Linked DNA regions of Mus musculus: region 2 is linked to region 1. Evidence: chromatin loops called from intact Hi-C (ENCODE). Cell type or tissue: heart. All regions are shown on one strand. Each heading gives the region's core, and the rest is flanking DNA. Links, peaks and the distances in the headings are about the cores only.

Region 1 (8,000 bases), core at 1-8,000:
AAGGCTAGTGCCCCCCCCCCGACACTTTCTGGGGTTTCCTCATTTAGCCCTGCCCCAGGAAGATCCTTGTCCCATTACATAAATGGGAAACTGAGGCCTAGAGGTTAAGAAATGGATGGGGCTGGGTCTGACAGTACATGCCTTTAGTCCCAGTACTCAGGAGGCAAAGCAGGTTGATCTCTGAATTCCAGGCTATTGTGGGATACATAGAGAGTTCCAGAGCAGTCAGGGCTATGTAGAGAGACTTTGTCTTGAGAGACAGACAGACAGACAGACAGACAGACAGAGACAGAGAGAGAGACAGTGAGAGAGAGACAGTGAGAGAGAGAGACAGAGAGAGACAGAGAGAGAGAGACTGCATATACCCATCACAGGGCTAAGATAGAGGAAATAGAAACTCATAAGTGTTGGTGAAGACTTAGAACAACCTGCATGGCTGATGAGAAAGGGAATGCCCAGCTCTGCTGAGAACAGTATGATGATGCCTGAAAATGTTGAATTAACAGAATAACATGTGACCCAGTGGTTCTCCTTCTGATCCACCAAAAAGAACTTAAAGCAAGGACCTAACAGGTACCTATATACCATGTTACATCAGCAGGCTCACCATAGCCAGTGATGCAAACAGCCCAAGGGTGTTTTGGAAAATAGATAAATGCAAGGTAGTATAGACATGTGGTGGAATATTATTCAGTCTTATAAAAGGAAAGAGCAGTATGTGGTGGAGAACCTGTACAGTCCCTGCATTAGGAGATAAAGGAAGGATTCTGAGTTTAAGGTCAACCTGGGCTCTGTAGTGGGACCCTCTCTCTAAATGTGTGTGTGTGTGTGTGTGTGTGTGTGTGTGTGTGTGTGTGTGTTGAAATCACAGCTAAGTGATGGCGCACTTGCCTACCACCTGGATTCTATCCTCAGAACCACACAAAAATGAAAATGGAAAGATGGATGGATGGTGGACAGATGGGTATATGGATGGGTGGATGGATGGATGGATGGGAGGACAGATGGATGGATGGATGGGAGGACAGATGGATGCCGAATGTATGATAGATGGGCAAATGAACATATGGGTGGATGGGATGATAAGTAGACAGATAAATAGGTGAGTGGATAGATAGAGATGTAGGTGGGTGGATAGATAGAGAGGTAGGTGGGTAGATAGGTAGAGAGGTAGGTGAGTGGATAGATAGAGAGGTAGGTGGGTGGGTAGATAGCTGTGTATGTAGACAGATAGGTGGGTGGGTAAGTGGCTGGATAGCTGGCCTCCATATTGTACTGCCCAGGTAAAAGTCTGGTATGAGCCGTTAGAACAAGAGAACTAACCTGTTTGTCCTCCTTTCCACCTCTGAAGAATGGAGACAGGAGCTATGAGGTTTAAATGAGTCTGTCCCTAAAGGGAGTGTAGAAGTGCTCAGGCCTCTTGGGAGCAGGAGTCAGAACCAGCCATCATGGGCAACTAGAAGGAGTCCTGGGTTGCAGGGAGCCAAAAGGTTTTCTACCTGTATCCGTGGGCTCTTAGGAGGGCAGAGCATCTGAAGACTCCAAAAAAGTGTGTTCTTAGAGTTTGCATGTGAGGTCTGCTCAGGAAAGGGCCCACATGAAACTCATATTAAAAGGCCCCTGGCCCCCAAACTCCTGGCCAGTCTCTGGCCAGACAATCTGGTTTCTGTTTGACATCCTTTATTTATTTAGTGCATGCATTTGGTGTGCATGTGGTGTGATAAAAGACCCTGATAAAAAAAAATATCGTGAAAGAGAAGGGATTTATTTTAGCTCACAGGTCAAGGCTGCAGTCCATCATAGTGGGAAGTCAACAGAAACTTGGTCACATGACACCATAGTCAGGAATCAGAGAAAGATGAGTGTGTGCTGCTTAAGTAGTCCAAAATCCCTGCCCAAAGTGGTCCTGCCTGCAATCTAGACGGATCTTCTCCCATTAGCGATAATCCCTCCCGGGCATCCTCAAAGCTATTGCTAGCCTTGAGAATTGTCCAGGTGCAGGAGGCTCTAAGGGCTCAAGGACTCGGTGACAGTGGTTGAGATGTGGTGAGGGGGCACAAGAGGGGAGTGTAGCAGGCAGAGCTGGGTGGCAGAGGTCCCTGTAGCTAAAGGGAGCAGTGGTTTTAGTCTGAGGAAAGGTGAGGTGGGGCTGTGAGAAGGCCTGGCCTGGCCTGGCCTCCAATCTTAGTGACAAAGGCAAAGAAAGACTCAGAGAGCATGTGAGACCAAGCCCCATGGCAGCCATGACTGAGTCTGATGATGGAAGGTAGTCATGGAGTGGACCACCTCAGGACGGCTTCTGTGGGATGGAAAGAGTTAGTGGGAGTGAGCTGCGGAGGGCTTCTCACTCCTGGGTTTCTGACTTGAGGGGCCGTGTGGATAAGGATTTTAACTAGTCAAACAGGGACAGCTGAAGGAAGAAGTTCCTGAAGGGAATTTTAGAAACATATGTGTGCACATATCTGTGCGTCTGTGCATGTGTGTGCACATGTGTGGGAAGGAAACCTTCGATCTAGGGAAGGATCTTCCTGGGGAAGGCAAAACACAAAGGAGGTAGTTGCGGGTCCCAGAGAGAAGTGGCCCAAGGTGACTTCACTCTCTGAGAACCTGCAGGTTAGCTCATGTTGGTGCAGACTGTGCTGGGTTCAAGGGAAGCAGTCGCTGCAGCTGCAGGGACTGTCATCTGAGCACGGGAGGCTTTGTCTGGCTTCCTAATGGGTAACAAGATTTATCAGTGGGACTGCAGAGGTGATGTATATCAGGCACTTAATAGAAAAGGGCTTGCACAGAAGCCCAAATTTGATTTAGCCAATTAACTCAATTGCTGGCCATCCGCTCCAGGAGGAGCTGCAGCCCACATCTGTCCCCATTACCTTGGCATCACTCAGCCTTTCTGCTCACTGCAGGCCCCTCAGCCTGCAGTGTAACGTCCCCCTCCTCCACAGGCGCTCAAGTCTTGATTGACAGTGTTCTTTGGACCCAGTCTCAGGTCCCCCCAGCCCTGAGACTTGTGTCTCGCTGGTTTGCTTCAGCTCGCTGTGGTCATGGCCACAGATGTATTAATGCCCTACTGGCCGCTTGGGTCCTTCAGCTTCAATCCTGACTTTTCTCTTGCTTTAAGTCCAGATGGCCTGTCCCCAATATCACAGATCCCACCAAAGATGCAGACTTCCCACCCACCAGTGGCCCAAGGCCACAGATCATGGGTCTCATTAGCCTGGGTCCAAACTGGGACAGTGGTGGGAATTAACACAACCTTGAAGCCTACCCAGCCCTCCACCCAGCCACACCCCTCCCCCCTATAGACCTCATAAAAGAAGTGTCCTGATGGCCACTCTTCCTTCATCCCTCAGAGCGGTCACCTAGCCAGCCAGCGTAGAGTTGGAATCTGCCCTGTGATAACCAAAGGCCCATCAAAAATTTCTCCATCCGGGCAGTGGTGGCACAAGCCTTAAATCCCAGCACTTGGGAGGCAGAGGCAGGCGGATTTCTGAGTTCGCTATTCAGAGAAACCCTGTCTTGAAAAAAAAAAACAAAACAAAACAAAAAGAAAAAAGAAAAAAAAAGATTTTCCCCAAATAGAAGAGGAATGTTCCTCTCGGTGAGGGAGGAAGGCGCTGCCTGCTGCCTTAAAGCACTAGCTTTGCTTCCAACTTTGTTATCCTCAGGGTTAGAACCCGTAACTGTGGCCTTGCCTGACCTCCTGTGTGACAACATGTGGCCATTTGGGGAGAGAACTAGTTTTGGGGACCACTTATGCAGAACCCTTTCTGCAGTGAGTTGCTTCAGAAGACAGGATGAGCACTCCCCTGCTTCCCACACAGACACCCCACCCTGCTTCCCACACAGGCACCCCATTTGGGAGATGTATGATCCCCTTGGGGCTCAGTCTTTGTGGGGAGCCAGACCTGGGTCTCCATTCTGCCTATCTCCAGCACCCCTTGTTCCGTGCTCACCCAAACTCCCTGCAGCCTCCTCTTTGCCCCAAGGAGCAGGTGACATCACTCACTGGCTTGGGAGCTGACCTACATTTTGCAGCCCTCCCGTCTGGGAGTCGCTCCAACACCCGCTTCTCTTGCCCAGAGGAGAGAAGGGCCGGCTCACGATTTTTGTGACATACTGGTGCCAGGCTGGGGCCCAGATGGTGCCCCTACTGGTAACTCCTGGGCATCGCCTGCCCCTCCCTGCTGGGCAGGGCACGCTCAGGCCTGGCACAGGCCAGAGCCCCCGTGGTCCTCCATGTGGCTGTCAGACACCCAGCTGGGCCTGCCACGTGTCCTGAGAGCTAGGCTTGTCTGGTGTGTGCCTTCCCTGGGAGGTGAACCTGGCCCTGTCTTGGAAATGTTATGTTCTCCAGGGGCTGACTCGGGACCTGTCAGCTCCAGAGAAAAGACGAGGAAGGCAAGAGCACAGACACCCTGCAGTCTATGGGAGTCATCAGGGCTAGGTCTAGCAGGTGAGTGGGTGCACCCTACAGGAAGCTGAGGGGGCGGGGGGCACAGGTCAGAGCAGAGGGCATGTCTTGGCCACATGGTAAGCAAGGGTGGCAGGTGAAAAACAGAACATCTCAGGTCCGAGCTTTAGAGGAACAGAAATAGTGCTTAGTCTCTGGCGCGCAAATATGTGGACAGAAAGCATTCATTATTTATGTAAAATTCAAATACAACCTGGAATTCTGCATTTTTGTTGTTTTTAACACAGAATCCTCCTGTGTTGCCGAGGCTGGCTTCAAACCTTTGACTGAAGCCATCCTCTTAGATAGCAAGGAGACCAGGCATGCCTCATAGCTCGCAGCCAGCAACCAGCGTCTTCATTCCCTGTGTGTTCTTCCCAGAGGCTCGGGGCTCCATATAGAAGTGATTTCAAGAGATTAGAAGCTATGTCCTCCACCCTATAGGGGACCCTAGAGGCCTCAAGCCAGTCACATCTGCTTTGATGTCTGGCTGGCCACTGAGATATGGGGCTGTCCCTTGGGGCCACCGGGAAAGGCTGGAAAGTACAGCTTTCTCACCCCACTGGCCTTTGTGCTTGTTGGCTGTCAACCATAGCAAATGTTACTTTCCTGAGCCCAGCTATCTCCATAGACCTGCCTATTTTCTCCCATAGTAAGATCCTGCTGCTAGGTCCACAGACCACTGGCTACCCAGACACTGGCCACCATGTTCGCACAGCATTGGGACCTCTCCTCCCTCTCCGCTCCTACCCTCCTCCCTCTCCTGAGTAGCCAGGCAGTATGTTAGGCACTTAGGAAAATTTAATGACAAGACTGAAAATCCAAGGTCTGATCCAACCACTCCTTTCATAACTGAGACCCAGAGAAATAACTCTTCAAGGTCACACAGCAAATCAACCCCAAGGTCTGGACCAGAAGATAGTTGCTGCATCAGCATCGAGAGAGCGGCCCTCCTCCCCCTAACCCCTGTCATCCTAGTGGTGAGGACAGGTATGGCTGGCCCACCCCCACTGTCCCTTTCCTCATGATTAAATAATTTATTCTGATGGCTGAGCCTAGAAGAAGTTAGTAGAAGGGAAGGCAGCCTGGACCAAAGTTTTCTGGTGAACTGGTTTTCAAGGTCAGAATCGGTGAAGAGACCCTTGGGAGAAAAGATTCCTCCATAAAGGAGAACCATGTGAGCCAAGAGTGTAGCTGGGGACCTGGGCCACCCGCAGGGTCTGGACAAGAGCCCTGCCTGGAGGTCATGCTCAGAGAGGCCAGGCCTCACAACTCTTCCACAGCCCTCTGCTGCCCCCCAGAGACCTGAGTGCTGGCCTTGACCTATGGAGTCCCTGCCTTCTCACACAGGAGTGGGGCCTTGTGGGTATTCTCCGGATTTGGTTAATAATGCAGGTGCTGGTGGGTAGCAAGGCTTCGAGTTACTCACGTGCTTGCTTATTTATTTTCCTTACGTCATCTCCCAAGGGTCTCCTAGATTAGAAAAGGAAAATCACAGGACAAAGGCCTGAGCTGGGGGAAGAATGTGTCTGTGTCTGTGTCTGTGTCTGTGTCTGTGTCTGTGTCTGTGTCTGTGTCTGTGTCTGTGTCTGTGTCTGTGTCTGTGTCTGACTGTGACTGTGTCTGTGTCTGTGTCTGTGACTGTGTCTGTGTCTGTGCCTGTGCCTGTGCCTGTGCCTGTGTCTGTGTCTGTGTCTGTGTCTGTGTCTGTGTCTGTGTCTGTGCCTGTGTCTGTGTCTGTGTCTGTGTCTGTGTCTGTGTCTGTGTCTGTGACTGGGATGGGGTGGGGCAGATGCACTTCTGGGAGCTTGTGTCTGTCTGAGAGCCAATTAGACCTCGGGCCACAGCCCAGATGTCTGGTCTCCCTGATAACCCAGACATAAAGGGAATCTGTGTTCCCATCATACAGATGCTCAAACGGAAACCCAGACGGACTGATAACGTATGCACCTGGGCTGAGCAGAAGCCCTGCCCACTGCTGTGCGTCCCCCCCATGTCTACCTTGACTCTAAGGCATTGGGAGATCAGCCATGGAGAGCAGCTGCGGGTCTAGCTGATGTTTGGACTCCAGCCTGGTACCATGTACCACTGTGGGAGGGCTCTCAGAACTTCTTTCCAGGCCTCAGTTTCCCCATCTGCATATTTGGGTGGAAATAGGTTGCAAGAGCTTATAGGGTGGTTCTCACACAAAGTGGGAGCTTCAGGGCCAGCTGTCTTTGAAGGCTGGAGAGAAGGAGGCTCTGATGGAGCAGACGTTGCCAGCGAGCCTATTCTGGGGTCGCCGTCACTCCCCTGACCCACCCACATGCACTCTGTCCATTCACTGGCCTAAGCTCTGCTGGATGGAGTTCACCTACCGGAAATGCATGCACCCATTTAAAGTGGGCTTCAGTGCCCCTAACAACTCATAGAGGTCTAGAGAAAAACAGGTTTGGGGGCTGGAGAGATGGCTCAGTGGTTAAGAGCACTGACTGCTCTTCCAGAGGTCCTGAATTCAATTCCCAGCAACCACATGGTGGCTCACAACCATCTGTAATGGGATCCAATGCCCTCTTCTGGTGTGTCTGAAGACAGTTACAGTGTATTCATATAAAATAAATAAATCTAGGGGAAAAAAAGTAGAAAATCCATAGCCGGCTGGTGAGGTGGCACCTGCCATGCCTAACAATGAGACTTCCATCCCTGGGTTGCACATGGCTAAAGGAGAAAACTGACTTTTGAAAGCTGTTCTCTGGCCTCCACACATGCTCCGTGACCTCCACATATATGCCGTAGCATTTGCACACACAAAATAAATAAATGTAATGTTAAAGTTTTCAACCTCAGCTACATAGGGAGTTTGAGGCTAGCCTGGGTTATATGAGACCATCAAAAAGAACACTCAGTCAGGCAGTGGTGGCACACGCCTTTGATCCCAGGACTCAGGAGGCAGAGGCAGGCTGATCTCTGAGTTGGAACAATTACAGGACAGAGAAACTCTGGAAAAAAACAAAAAAGAAAAAAGAAACAACTCCCCCCATAAGGTCTCTCTACATAGACCGGCTGGACTGAAACTCACTATGTAACTATGTAGCCCAGGCTGACCTAGAACACAGTGTGTGCCAGCACACCTGAAAATTTTAGGACATTGTACTGGCTGGTTTTGTGTGTCAACTTGACACAGGCTGGAGTTATCACAGAGTAAGGAGCTTCAGTTGGGGAAGTACCTCCATGAGATCCAACTGTAAGGCATTTTCTCAACTAGTGATCAAGGGGGAAAGGCCCCTTGTGGGTGGTGCCATCTCTGGGCTGGTAGTCTTGGGTTCTATAAGACAGCAGGCTGAGCAAGCCAGGGGAAGCAAGCCAGTAAGTAACATCCCTCCATGGCCTCTGCATCAGCTCCTGCTTTCTGACCTGCTTGAGTTCCATTCCTGACTTTCTTGGTGATGAGCAGCAATCTGGAAATGTAAGCTGAATAAACCCTTTCCTCCCCAACTTGCTTCTTGGTTTGTGCAGGAATAGAAACCCTTACTAAGACAGACATCTTCACCACCTAGGAGGAAATACT
Region 2 (13,120 bases), core at 2,382-10,381, 370 kb before region 1:
AAGAAACTGGGAAAGTAACATATACTTATAATCCTAACACATTGGAAGCTGAGGCAGGAGACTCACAAGTTCCAGGCCAGCCTGGGTTTCATAGCAAGACAAACATCCATGAATGAGGGGAGATGAGACAATAGAAACCAAGGCCAGAGTCAGGGAGAAATGGAAGGTACCCTGCTGGCTTTGAAGGCAGAAAGAGCAAGGAGTACCACTAGTCACACAGTTCTGGCCACATCAGGACCACTGACCCATTCCTGACCCTCAGCAGCTGCACAGACATGGCTTCAACATGGTTTCAGATCACATGTGACCCACATCAATATTGCCCCCGAGGCAGCCAAGCCCAAGGATATCACCAGGGCACCAGGTGGTGACACAGAACACATATGTTTACATGGAGGTCAGGCTCTATCACGGCCTGGGGCAGCAGCAAGGACCACAGACACTAACAAGGCCTCTAGGGGGCATCGTCGACCAAGGTGGTCCTTCTATTGAAGAGGTCCAATCTAGAAAGTGAACCTTCCTCAGGGGATCCCACAGCCAGGCAGCGCGTTTGGAGCTGAATGTGCATCTGCATAAGCTCCCAGGCTGCTGCGCACGCATGCACGATCCCCCAACCCTACTGGGCATGACAGCATGCGGAGCTTGGCCCTCTCTCTCACCTGTTACCACCATCATGTCTGCAGTTCCACCTCCCCTGCTGCTTCCTTCCTTCCTTCCTTCCTTCCTTCCTTCCTTCCTTCCTCCCTCCCTCCCTCCTTCCCTCTTTCTTTCTTTCTTTCTTTCTTTCTTTCTTTCTCTCTCTCTCTCTCTCTCTCTCTCTCTCTCTTTCTTTCTTTCTTTCTTTCTTTCTTTCTTTCTCTCCCTTCCTCCATCTCTTCCTCCCTCCCTCTTTATTTTCTTTTCTTTCTTCCTTTCTGTCTTTTTCTCTTTCTTTCTTTCTTTCTTTCTTTCTTTCTTTCTTTCTTTCTTTCTTTCTTTCTTTCTTTCTTTCTTTCTTCAAGACAAGGCTTCTCTGTGTAGCCCTGGCTGTCCCAGAACTCACTCTGTAGACCAGGCTGGCCTTGAATTCAGAAATCCACCTGCCTCTGCCTCCCAAGTGCTGGGATTAAAGGTGTGCGCCACCACTGCCTGGCTGCTCCCTTTCTTTATATCTTCCCTACCTCCCCATCACATAGCTGTTCATCATGGTGGTGCCCACCATCCAGGACCATGGTGGGCAGGCCCTGGGTTGTCTTCCTCCTCCTCTTCCTCCTCCTCCCTCTCCTTTCCCTTAGGTAACCTGCGCCCGCCCCCCCTGCCCCATCAATGCATTCTTGTTGGGGATTCTTAGATTCTGTGCCCACTGCTATGATTCTCCCCTGAAACAAGGCAATGGAGCTGCGGTTCCCACTTCTCGAAGACTCTGTTCCTCTCAGGAGCTTTTGATGGCTGCTTTAAGCTTGAACATACCAGACTGGCTTCTGTATCCCACCCAGACGCCCTGCAGTCTCTGGTCTTGCACCCCTCCCCCAGCTTTGCTGTCCACCCCCTACCCCATTGCCTTCTGTCAGCTGTGCTGACCATAGACACTCCACATCCTTCCACCTTTCCCAAATACCACCAGGAAGCCCTTCCACGGCAGCCCTCACCATTTAATAAATGAATTCTGTTCTTCCCGTGCAACACAGGCATGCCTATCTGGGGCCATTGTGTAGCCTGGGCTGGCACTGAACCAGAGCGATCCTACTGCAACTTCCAGACTGCTGGGATGATGGGAGGAAGCCAGGGTGCCTGGCCTATGATTCATCTGACTTATTTTAGAATGATATCTAGTTTCTATGTGGTGTTAGGGATGGACTTGGGGACTTGTGTATGCCAGGAAAACAATACTTGATGAGACATTCTTTGCTTTGAGCACAAAACCGTCAGTGTGTCCATTTAAATAAACAAACTAACAAAAAACCAAGATTTTACTTTTTAGCCCAGGCTAGCCTGGAACTCACTATACATCATTGAGGGTAGCCTTGAACTTGTGACTGTCCTGCCTATCAGCCTCTGGTCTGTGGTGGTTACAGTTAGAGCCATTACACTCAGTTAAAAAGTAGAAACTTTTAAACGGATTTTTAAAAAACCTGTTTATTGATTCTTTGTGAATTTCCCATCATGCACCTCAATCCCACCCATCTCCCCATCTCTCTGTATCTTCCCTATACCCTTGCAAACCCTCCCCCAGATTAAGAAGCAAAGCATCTTGTCGTGAGAGCGTGGTGTGCCACACATCTTTTGTCTACACATCTTTACTTGTGATTCCATTACTCAGTGTTCTGATACAAGGCTCTGGCTTCTGCTAAACAATCCATACTGGATTCTCACAGGACTCCTCTTGATATTCTGTTGTTGTTCTGTGTCATGGAGATCCTGCAGCTTTGGATCTATAGGACCGGCCCCTTCACACACTCCAGCAGTTCAGACATAGGATAGATGTTGGGGTGGGCTAACTCAGAGCCCTGGATCTGGACCTGGGTGGTATCTGGGTTGGTCAGCCTGCCAGTTATCCTGCATCGGCACTGCCAGGGCAAATTGCCCAGGCTAGCTCACCCAGTGCTGCAGACAGAAAGGGTCAGAGCTAGCCCTTCTGCTCTCCTATCCTTGGGACCAGCTCACCCACACCACCAGGGCCGGCTCTCCTGTGCTGCCCGGGAAAGTGCAGGGCCTGCTCCCCCAAGTATTGCAGCTGGTGAGGGGCAGGGCCTCCCTCTCTCATGACCCCAGGGCCAGCTCTTCTGCCTGCCACAGAAGTCAAGGGGCAAGGTCAGAGGGCATCTTCCCCTTGCCCATGAGGAATGGAAAGGAAGGCTTAGAGAATTCCCATGTGTCTTTCACATCCCCAGGCTCCATTGCTAGAGTGGGACCTGGTACAGTGTGAACTCACAGGACACATCACTATCACCCAAGGTATAGAGGTGATATTAGGGCATTGTTCATGGTGTGGAATGTTTTGTGTGTCATTATGGTAACATCAAATAGATAGCATCCTTACCCTAAAATTCCCTTTGGGAAACTGAGGCAGGGATCAGAACTCTCTGTTTCCTTTGGGACTCCTGCCTGATCCCTAGGTCAGGTTGGAACAGCTCTCTTTGAGCAGTGTTCCCAAAAGGAAAACGGAGGTCAATCTAGGGAAAGGTGGTGAGAGTCAGCAGACCCACTCGCTGGCCTCTGTCAGAATCTCTTCTCCTGTTGTGGCTGAATGGTCTCTCTGCGCCCCCTGCACCCCCCAGCTCTGGTCTCTCTGCCCTCCCCCCACCCCCAGCTCTGAGGACTGATTGGCAGGCAGTATGGTTGCGGCTGGTGTCAATGTGATGTCCTCAGGAGGGGAATGGGAGTCTGCGCCTTTAAACACAGATTAGCAGCTCTCTCTTTCCTCCCTATGTGCATCTTCCTTAAAGAGCGAGCTTGTCAAGGTTCGCATCAATAATAGATAATGGGGCTTCACCACGGCAGGTTCCAGCCAGAGGCTGTTTTGATATTTTCTAGAGAATTTGTCAGCAATAGGACAGTGGGGAGAGGATAGAGGAGGGAGGACAGTGGGAGCAGGGGGGAGTAGAGGGAGGGAGTGCTGTAATTAATTTGTCCTCATTTGCATTCCTGCTGCTAAATAATGTATCGATTGGTCTCTGAGTCTCCAGCCCTGGCCCCTCCTCTGGGTCCTGGAGTCCATGAGGGATTACACAGGCCTTTGACAGCGGGGGTGGGGGCAGGGCAGGGCCACCTCAGCAAGGCTTCCAGACACACACACACCCCTCCAGAGCCTGTCCCGGGGACAACCATAGAGGGATGCTCCCTATCATCTGGACTATCCTTGACAGAGATGGTCCTGGACCAAGTGGTCTGCAAAGAAGCTGTTGTAGTCTTGAGGGAGCCCTTGGAATGCTCACACTAAATCTGTTTTATAGCTGGGAAAACAGGCTTGGAGAGGCAAGTACGTTCCACAGCCCACACAGCCAGGGAGTGATGGAGCCAGGATTTGATGTGTAGACTTGGTATCAGGTCAGCATCAAAATCCTCAATGTTCCCTTCACCTGCAGCCCCGAGGAGCTTGCCCGTGCTCCTGGGGAGGTACTCTGTTCTCTAATCAAGGAACTAAGAAGGTGGCTACCTACAGGCGGGTGGCCTTTGGGTGGAGACGAGGTGACTGAGGCCAAGGAGTTTGGACAGTCCATATTCCTCCAGTGTGGAACAGACACTGGAGTGGGCAAGTTGTTAGAGAACACAGTCAGCCTTGACCTTGGGAAGGATGTCCGAGAGACTTATGAAAATGGAATGTGACTGTTTTGTGAGCAGTCAGCACCTGTCACCAGGGGATTTTCATGGAAGCTCTTGTCTGCTGCCAAGGTCATCTTCAGCCAGGTGACAGATCTCTGCTCCAGCTGTGAGTTTGATTCAATTAGCACCCACGTATATGATAGACTATAACACAGCCAGTAAAAGGAGGTTGCTCAAACAGTTTTTTTTTATGCTAAACCTTGAAGCATAGCGTGGGCCTTGGAGAAGCACACCGGACCATCCTGGGAGGATGACAGTTTGCTGTGCCTCTCTAACTGGGGGCTCAAGATAATGGGACTTGGGCTATTTAGTCTTTAAACTGTGTTTCTAAATGTTTTATTACATTTTATTTATTTTGGGGATAGGGCATGTGTGCTATGGCTACACATGGAAGTCAGAGTACAACCCTCGGAAATCAGTTCTCTCCTTCTACTGCCTGGGATTGCCTCTGTTTGCCAGGCTTCGTAGCATGCCCCTTTACCCAACTTAACCATCTTGCCCACCACGAATGGTCCTGCTCTATTCCAAACAGCATCTCTTGTGCACCAGTCTCTGGCAGGAAGTCATTGCTTCCGGGAATGAAGGCTTTTGAATCAGAGGGAGCAGCAGCCTTCGTTGTAGCATCCTCCCTGAGCCTCTAGTGAAAAACATTATGTTTCATGAGCATATATTAGCCAGAGTTCTCTAGAGCAACAGGGCAGGGCTCTCTAGAGGTTTTTTTATTATATCTATCTCCATATATAGAAGTCCATAGATGCGTCATACAGAAATATATAGTTATATATTTTATTTAATAAATGTATGTACACACACACATATGGGATTTATTAGAGTGGCTTTCAGGTTGTGGTACAGTTGTCCATCTATCAACAAAGTCCAAAGAATCCATAGCTGTGCAGCCCACGAGGCTCATGTCTCAGCTGCTCTTCAGTGCACGCTGGAACCCTGAAGGAGGCTTCAATACCACGAAGGAATGGATCAAGCAGGCAAAGAGCAGGAACTTCCTTCTTCCATGCCCTGACCATAGGCTAACCACAGAAGGTGTGGCCCAGACTAAAGGTGGATCTTCCCACCTCAAATGATTTAATTAACCAGGCGTGGTGGCGCACGCCTTTAATCCCAGCACTTGGGATGCAGAGACAGGCGGATTTCTGAGTTTGAGGCCAGCCTGGTCTACAGAGTGAGTTCCAGGACATCCAGGGCTACACAGAGAAACCCTGTCTCAAAAAACAAACAAACAAACAAACAAACAAACAAACAGATTTAATTACAGAAAATTTCTCCCAGGTGTGCCCGGCCTGTAGGGTTTTAGTTAACTCCAGATGTAGTCAAGTTGGCAAACCATCATAGTGTGTGTGTGTGTGTGTGTGTGTGTGTGTGTGTGTGCGTGCACGCGCACATGTGTGTGCGAACATGCATGTATGTGCATGTAGAGATCAGAGATCAGCTTTAAATGTTATTAGGAGCTGTTACAGCACCCCCTTTTTTTCTGAGGCAGGGTCTCTCTGTCTACCCCTGGCTGTCTTGGAACTTTCTGTGCAGACCAGGCTGGCCTTGAACTCACAGAGATCCTCCCGCTTCTGTCTCCAGAGTGCTGGGATTAGAGGCGTTCACCACTATGACTGTGAACCCCAACCCCTTGCTTTTTTTGCATCAGGGTCTCTCGCTGGGGCCCAAGGCTGCCTGATTAGGCTGGTCTGGCGGGCTAGTGAGGGCTGTCTGTCTCTACCTCCCCATTGCTGGGTTACATTTATGCTCCCATACCCAGCATTAACCATGGGTTCTGGGATTCAGACTCAGGCCCCTGTGCTTGTGTGTCAAGCGCTTTGTCTACTGAGCCATCTCTCCAGTCTCTCATGTTAAATCTCTGGACCACCCTGACAGAAGGCACACTGGATTAGTTCTTCCTGTCTGACATTTCCTGCCCCCCTTTTCAGTATAGACAGGAAGGAAGGAACAGTCCTTCCTTCTCCACCAAGTCCTGGGGATGCTGTGGGGATGGGGTACCGGCCTCGTGCCTACCTTCTCCTAGGAAGACGTTCTGTGGCTCACTCACTCAGGGTCACATATTCAGTAAAGGGCCCTGATTTTGTGGATGATGTCATGGTTCTTTTCCTATCCTCACACCGGATGTGCCAGGGGTCCAGTCATGGATGATGTGATCTGATAGAGCTAGATTTTGGGTTGTTGCCTCTGTCAGGTTCAGGGCCATCCCGTCCTTCCTGTGGAACCAAACCATCTTCATCCCTGCTCTGAACCCCCTGTTCTTTTCTGGGTTTTCATTCCTGCCTCCCTTCCTGTTAGGGCTGCATCGGGGAGAGGCACTTCTGCAAGACAATGTGTTGTCAGAGGCCGGATCAGTTCCAGTCTGACATCTGGGGCCACATAGGAGCCTTCTTTTCAAGGCAGCATAGGCCTCTACCGTCTGTGTTTCAGGAGAGATTTAGGGGCTAACATGCATGAGGTAGGTGGAATTGGACTCACCAACTATTGCTGGGATCCCCTCTCTGCTTATAAAATCTCTGGCTGGCTAGTTAGTTCACTTAAAGCTACCAGGTTTAATGCTGTATGCCTAAGTGAAGCCGGAATAGCAACACCCCATTTCACAGATAAGAAAACTGAGGCCTGAAGAGGATAAGTGACCCAATAGCTCAGTGCCTGGGTTTGGAGCCTAAACTGGAAAGCTCAGGCTGGAAGACAGGGGAAGCAAGAAGAGAACCACTCTGTTGAGGACACATGGTGGAGGCTGCCATGAGTCACCCGACAGGGACCTGAGCACCTATGAGCTACGGGCTCATCTTCCCAGGCATCCTCAGAACTCAGGGTGGCTTGTAGAACTATGGACACACGCTAGAAATTGAGTTTACAGATCTATACAGATTTAATAGAGGACACTGGGGGAGGCGGAAATGGAGTTTACAGACAAACATGTAGTTACAGCTGTAAAGATAATGATAGAGCAATCATCTTGTTTGTCTGTTCAGCAATGTCCGCTGAGCCCTGTGGAGACAGCAGGCGGGGCTCTGGAGTTACGCAGAGGAAAGAGGTGCAGTATCCACTTGTGACCACAAGGGGAGCCCTAGGGCCGAGGGCAGAGCAGGTGGCTGCTTTGGGGCCAGAAGAAAGCAGCAGACTAGAAATGGTCTCAGAGGAAGCCCTTGATGCAGCCGGGCAGATGTGGGTTAGGAAAGGACCTTTGAAAGGGGAGAGGCCTGAGGGTCTCTGCTATACACAGACAGACACACACACACAGAGACACACACACAGAGACAAAGACAACAGACATACACACAGAGACACACACACAAAAACAACAGACATACACACAGAGGCAGACACAGACACACACACACACACAGACACAGATAGATACACACACACAGATTGATACACACACACACACACACACACAAGCTATTACATGGAAGTATAATTAAGACGCAATGAAATTCCATATGGTAGAATCTCTCAAACCATTTTACATTACAACACAACATTGCCATCTACAAAGCTGTTTACTGTTCTCTTGAAAACTATGTGACTGAGTTACATAAATAAGTCAGGCTGGAAAGGTGGCTCAGTGGTCAAGACCACTTGACTCTCTTCTGGAGAATATGGGTTCAATCCCCAGCACCCACATGGTAGGTCAGCACTATCTGTGATCCAGCTCCAGGGGCTCTGACTCCTTCTTCTGGCATCTGAGGGAACCTTCACAAGTGTGGCATGGATGCACACACGCACACACGCACACGCACACACACACACACACAGAGGCACACACACACCCAAAAAAATTACAAAAAAAGGGCTGGTGAGATGGCTCAGTGGGTAAGAGTACCCGACTGCTCTTCCAAAGGTCCAGTGTTCAAGTCCCAGCAACCACATGGTGGCTCACAACCATCCGTAACAAGATCTGACTCCCTCTTCTGGTGTGTCTGAAGACAGCTACAGTGTACTTACATATAATAAATAAATAAATCTTTTTTAAAAATTACAAAAAATATCTCACGTTTTAAGTGAGTTTATAGTTTTGTTTGGGGCTGCACACATCGCTATCCTCAGCTGTATGTGGTCCATAGGCTGCAGGAGGCACACGCCAGGCACAGGCCAGCTCCCTCTGCCCTTCTAGGCAAGGTTCTCCTTTACCCTCTGATACCATGGGCCACTTTGTCTGCTCTAGGCAGGTGCCATTGAGATGAGCCATATCTCTTTCCAAGAGTCACTTGTGAAATTGTGTGAATCAGTCACCTTTTCCTCGCTGGGCCACATCCCATAACAGGACATTCGTTTCTGTTTCTGCTCTGCCTTGCTAATAAGACACTTGGGGCTGTTTCTAGGTCCTGGCCATTCTGGATAAAGATCCCATGAACCTCCTGAGAAACCTTCCCAGGTAGGCACATGCATTTTATTTGTCCTGGGACTACTGTCTTGTTTACGGAAAAGGAGGTTCCCACTTGAGGCTTCCTGTTCTATCTGATACAAATCTCTCATGCTCTGTACTATATCAATCGACCTGGGGAGATGGATAAGGTCAAAATATGTGCCTCTGCCCTGAATGGGCTTGCATTCAAGTGGTCTGGATGAAATCATTACAGGAAGTTGTCAGGAACTGAGAATGAAATCTGGTAATGGTGATAATGGCTATGATGGTGATGTTAGTGGTGATAGTGATGAGATGGTGGTGGCAGCGATGACAGCAAACCATGACGGTCAGGACCTGGGCTGGTGCATACGCTCTCATGAGGTGCTAGGCTGGGGTTTCAGCCAGGAGACATTATTAGCTCTGTCTTTTTTTTTTTTTTTTTTTTTTTTTTGAGACAGGGTTTCTCTGTATAGCTCTGGCTGTCCTGGAACTCACTTTGTAGACCAGGCTGGCCTTGAACTCAGAAATCCGCCTGCCTCTGCCTCCGGAGTGCTGGGATTAAAGGCATGCGCCACCACGCCTGCCTTAGCTCTGTCTTTCTGGAGATGCAGCAACAGGGAATTCTGTGATGCAGGACTACTGTGAACACAGAGCCCACACAGTAGGGAGCGTAGCTTGGGGTCCTTCTCACCTGCTCGTCCTCATGCAATCCTAAGCAGGGATCCAGGATGCTCAGCTGGCCCCAGGTCAGACTGAAACCACATCCTGGAAAAACATGGTACTTTTGATTGATCTGTGACCTGCAGAGATGGATCAGGAAAGGGCTTGCTGTGCAGGCATGAGGACCTGAGTTCCATCTTCAGAAGCCAAGCAAGAGATGTGTGTGGTAGCATGTTCATAACCACAGAGCTGGGTGTCAGAGGCGCTCAGGGGCCAGCTGGCTGAGTTTAACTAGGCTCAGGGAAAGAACCTGTTTCAATAATGGAGCTGGGGAGATGTTCAGTGGTTAGGAACACTTGATCCCCTTTCAGAGGACCTGGGTTGGGTCAGCACCCACATGGTAAGTCACAACCCTCTGTAACTCCAGTTTCAGGGGATCTGATGCCTCTTCAGCCTGTTCATGTCTACTCTTATTACAGCACGCATATGGTACACATAACATATCTGCAAGCAAAGCATTCATAAGTGTAGAATCAAAATAAATCTAGAAATTAAAATGAAAAATAAGATGGAGAGTGATTAAAGAACATACCTGACGTTGATCTCTAACCTCCATATGTATGTGTGCACCCATGAATGTACACATTTCAGCCTCTAGAGTACCAGCCCTTCCAGTGCCTTGACTTTTAACCTCTGGCCTCCTGAGTGGTAAATTTGGTTCCTTTACGTTAAACATCCGCTTTATGGGAAATCACTGCTGCAGCCCTGAGATAATACACACAGAGCCAGGAAGCCTCTGTGCCCTCACTGTGGACTCAGCTTCCTCTCTTTTAAGTCTTTGCTGGAACTAAGGAGACGTTTCCTCTTTAGCCTCCTCAATGCTGCAGCATCCCCTGTCTCTGACCTGGCCTTGCGCTTTCCGTGGCACTGATTCTCTTTCAGCATTCTTGATGGTCTATTTGTTGATGACGTTTTGCTAGGAGAGAGCCCTGTGCAGGTGGGGTCCAGGTTCCTGCTGTGTCTCCAGCACCTGGTGCAGAAACTATCCCTTTACCCCCATGCTGTATGAGTGATTGATGGATGCTTGGATGGATGCTTGCACACTGTAGCAACTTGGTAGTTCCATCTGTGGTCCAGATGCCCAGTCCTTGCTCAGTAAACTTGCCCCAGAAGACACTAACTGGTGAGCTAAGCTTGGGGTAGAAACCCTCCTCCCAACAATGGATCCCAGAGATCATTTTTGCTTAGCTTGGCTTTTCTCTGGCATCCATGATAAGCATGAAGCTTAATTGGTCTCATAGAGCCATAGTCTAGGCAGTCTCTCTTATTACTTCCTTGGCCCACTGAAACTTTTTAGTCCAAATGCAACAAGAATCACCATCTCTGTCAGGAAGGGAAAGAAGCTTCCGGTCACTGGACATTCAGCCCATGAGAAATGAGGACACTGGCTGGGATGCTCTGAGGCCAGGGCTCTAGGCTCCCTGGTTATGGGACTTCTAAGCTCTCTCTGTGGGTATCTGAACTGTACTGTCCATCGCTGTCCTGGGTGCCGAGCCAGCCCAGGAGCATGCAGGGCTCTAATGTCATACAACCCTTCCCCAGGCTTTTGTGTGAATGGACCTCCTCTGGCTTGAGTGCCACAGTAGCGTTGATACTTGGCTGTGCCATCTACTCAGCCCTACATAGCCAAGGACAGCCTTGAACTTCTGATCCCCCTGCCTTTACATCCCAAGGGTTAGGTCAACAGATATGCGGCGACTTCCTGCATGCTTGATAAGCACTCTGCCAACTGAGCTACAACCCCAGCTCCAGGTTCACTGCCAGGACCTCAGTCAATGTTCAGTACGCAACAAGGATACCAGTTCAGCCAACTCCCCCCTCAGTTTCACCAGCCTCTTCAGGCCACTACATGAGCCTGGATTACAAGAGCTTGTTCATGCAGACACTCACTGTAGAGACAGCTAACATTAGCTCTTTTTATTTTTTTAAGATATGTGAGAACACTGTAGCTGTCTTCAGACACACCAGAAGAGGGCATCAGATCCCATTACAGATGGTTGTGAGCCACCATGTGGCTGCTGGGAATTGAGCTCAGGACCTCTGGAAGAGCAGTCGGTGCTCTTAACCACTGAGCCATCTCTCCAGCCCCCTAGTGCCATCTCTTTTATCAAGCTCTGTCAGAACCAGTTCCTTCTCCATCCAGCCTACGTGTAGACTTGCCCTCCCCCAGCCCTTCTTCCCACATGTTTGTCTTTGTGCTAGCGACTAACCCCAAGACCCTTGGCTCACACTTGGTCCATCACTGCCCTGAGCTTGGTTTTAGCCTTAAATGCAAAGTGGTGGAGGCTGCTGTTGGCCCATTCTACAGATGGCAGTGCTGTAGCCTTGAGAAGTGACAGAGGTTCATGTAGACCTTGCTTCCCAGAGCTGCCCTTCCCTTATGCTGAGCACCATAGAGGGGAAGGGCTACCTGGACCCTAGTGAGGGACGTAGGTTCTATGGCTGGAGCTCCTGGGAGGAGACGAGAGGAGTTGGCTGTGCTCCTCAGACCTGGAGCACAAGAGTCAGGGAACACCTGCCCTTCCAGAATTTGGGGATGAAGCTCCACCTCTGTGGATCTCTGTACCAGGAGCTTTCCACGGAGATCTCTGGCCCAGCCTGGTGCGAGAGTTCCAGTGAAGGGAAATGAGCATGGGCAGGGAGGGGAAGTTGCTTCCACCGCTTCTGCTGCTGCAGGGGGCTCCATCTTCATCTCTGCTGTGCCTTCCCAGTGACTTGCTTACTATGTGCTGCCCTGCACTGAGTCTGGTCGGGCTGGGCCTATGAGAGGCCGACTAGCCAGTGAGCAGTGCAGTGGAGCTTCAGGTGGCGGCGCTTCGGGAGAGCAGATCTCTTCCCAAGTGCTATGGCTCTTAGGACAGAAGGCTAGGGTGACAGAATAGTTTTCACACACCTTTAATTCCCTGCATAGGACTTATATACAGTTTTGGGGGTGATTCAGGGTTCGACAGCAGGTACCTCTCATTGGCTTGGACTGAGAGCTTGGGGGAAACCTTATTTGCATGTGGGAGGGCTTGGTGCTGCTCCTACATGACTGATTGCCATGTACTTCTCCTGCCGAGGGTGGGGGGTTGTGGGGGCTGTAACTGTGACAGGAGCCAGGGGCCCAGGAGGTGTGGTCAAACACCTTCCATCCCATGCAGGCAGAAATCACCACCCACCATGTCACATGGGTTCCAAACCTTTGCTCAACCGAGGACCAGGCTGTCTGCACAGCCCACCGCCCCATACACCTTGGTCACCATCACATTGCCTCTCACCTGCAGTCTCTGAAGACCTCCAATTCACACCTAGCACAGGTTCTTGCCCAGGGGTAGGGGCCACTTCACAAACACTGGCTCAATTCATTCCCTCTGCGCCAGCTCAGAAGTGAGGAACTGAGAGCAGAGAAAGCCCTAGAGGTTTAATAAAGGCACACCCCTCAGTCTCCATCTTGGACTGAGTCTGTTTTCTGCCTCTCTCTGTGAATCTCAGAAGCCTTTCTAAGGCATTCAGAATTTAGCTTCTGCCCCCTGCCTTCCTTACATTCTGAGTCTGTCTGAGACCATCTGCATGCACTGTTTCCTTTGTTTTAAGATTGGGTAGGTAGTCCACAGAATAAGGGGAAGGGGAAGTGGGGGAGAAAAGCCCTTGGGAAAAGACTGTGTCTCAGAGGGGAAGGGAGAAGGAGGTGGAATCAGCTGATAGTCTCTTGGAGGTCCCTGAGACTGAGGGAGAATCTGTAGCAAGCAGGTG

What was found. A loop is a pair of places that touch in the nucleus more often than their neighbours do. Peaks named below come from ENCODE experiments on the same cell type or tissue, not always from the same donor. Only the 100,000 strongest peaks of a DNase experiment are listed, where the experiment ranks them.
Region 2: a loop joins it to region 1, with 2.2 times the contacts of the local background. A loop is called at or near these places in 14 of 42 quality-filtered maps.

Annotation. Positions count from the first base shown.
Region 1 is chr2:29,214,238-29,222,237 of GRCm38, reverse strand. The region is part of intron 2 of Ntng2 (netrin G2); the gene reads left to right. Among named protein-coding and RNA genes, the nearest start is that of Ntng2, 30 kb to the left of the region's middle. In heart, for the core only: CTCF peaks have their summits at 4,147 and 5,744 (motif pointing left); DNase peaks (open chromatin) are centred at 4,087 and 5,717; H3K27ac peaks cover 591 bases.
Region 2 is chr2:29,576,822-29,589,941 of GRCm38, reverse strand. No RefSeq gene overlaps it. Among named protein-coding and RNA genes, the nearest start is that of Rapgef1, 36 kb to the left of the region's middle. In heart, for the core only: a CTCF peak has its summit at 7,358; a DNase peak (open chromatin) is centred at 7,341; H3K27me3 peaks cover 243 bases.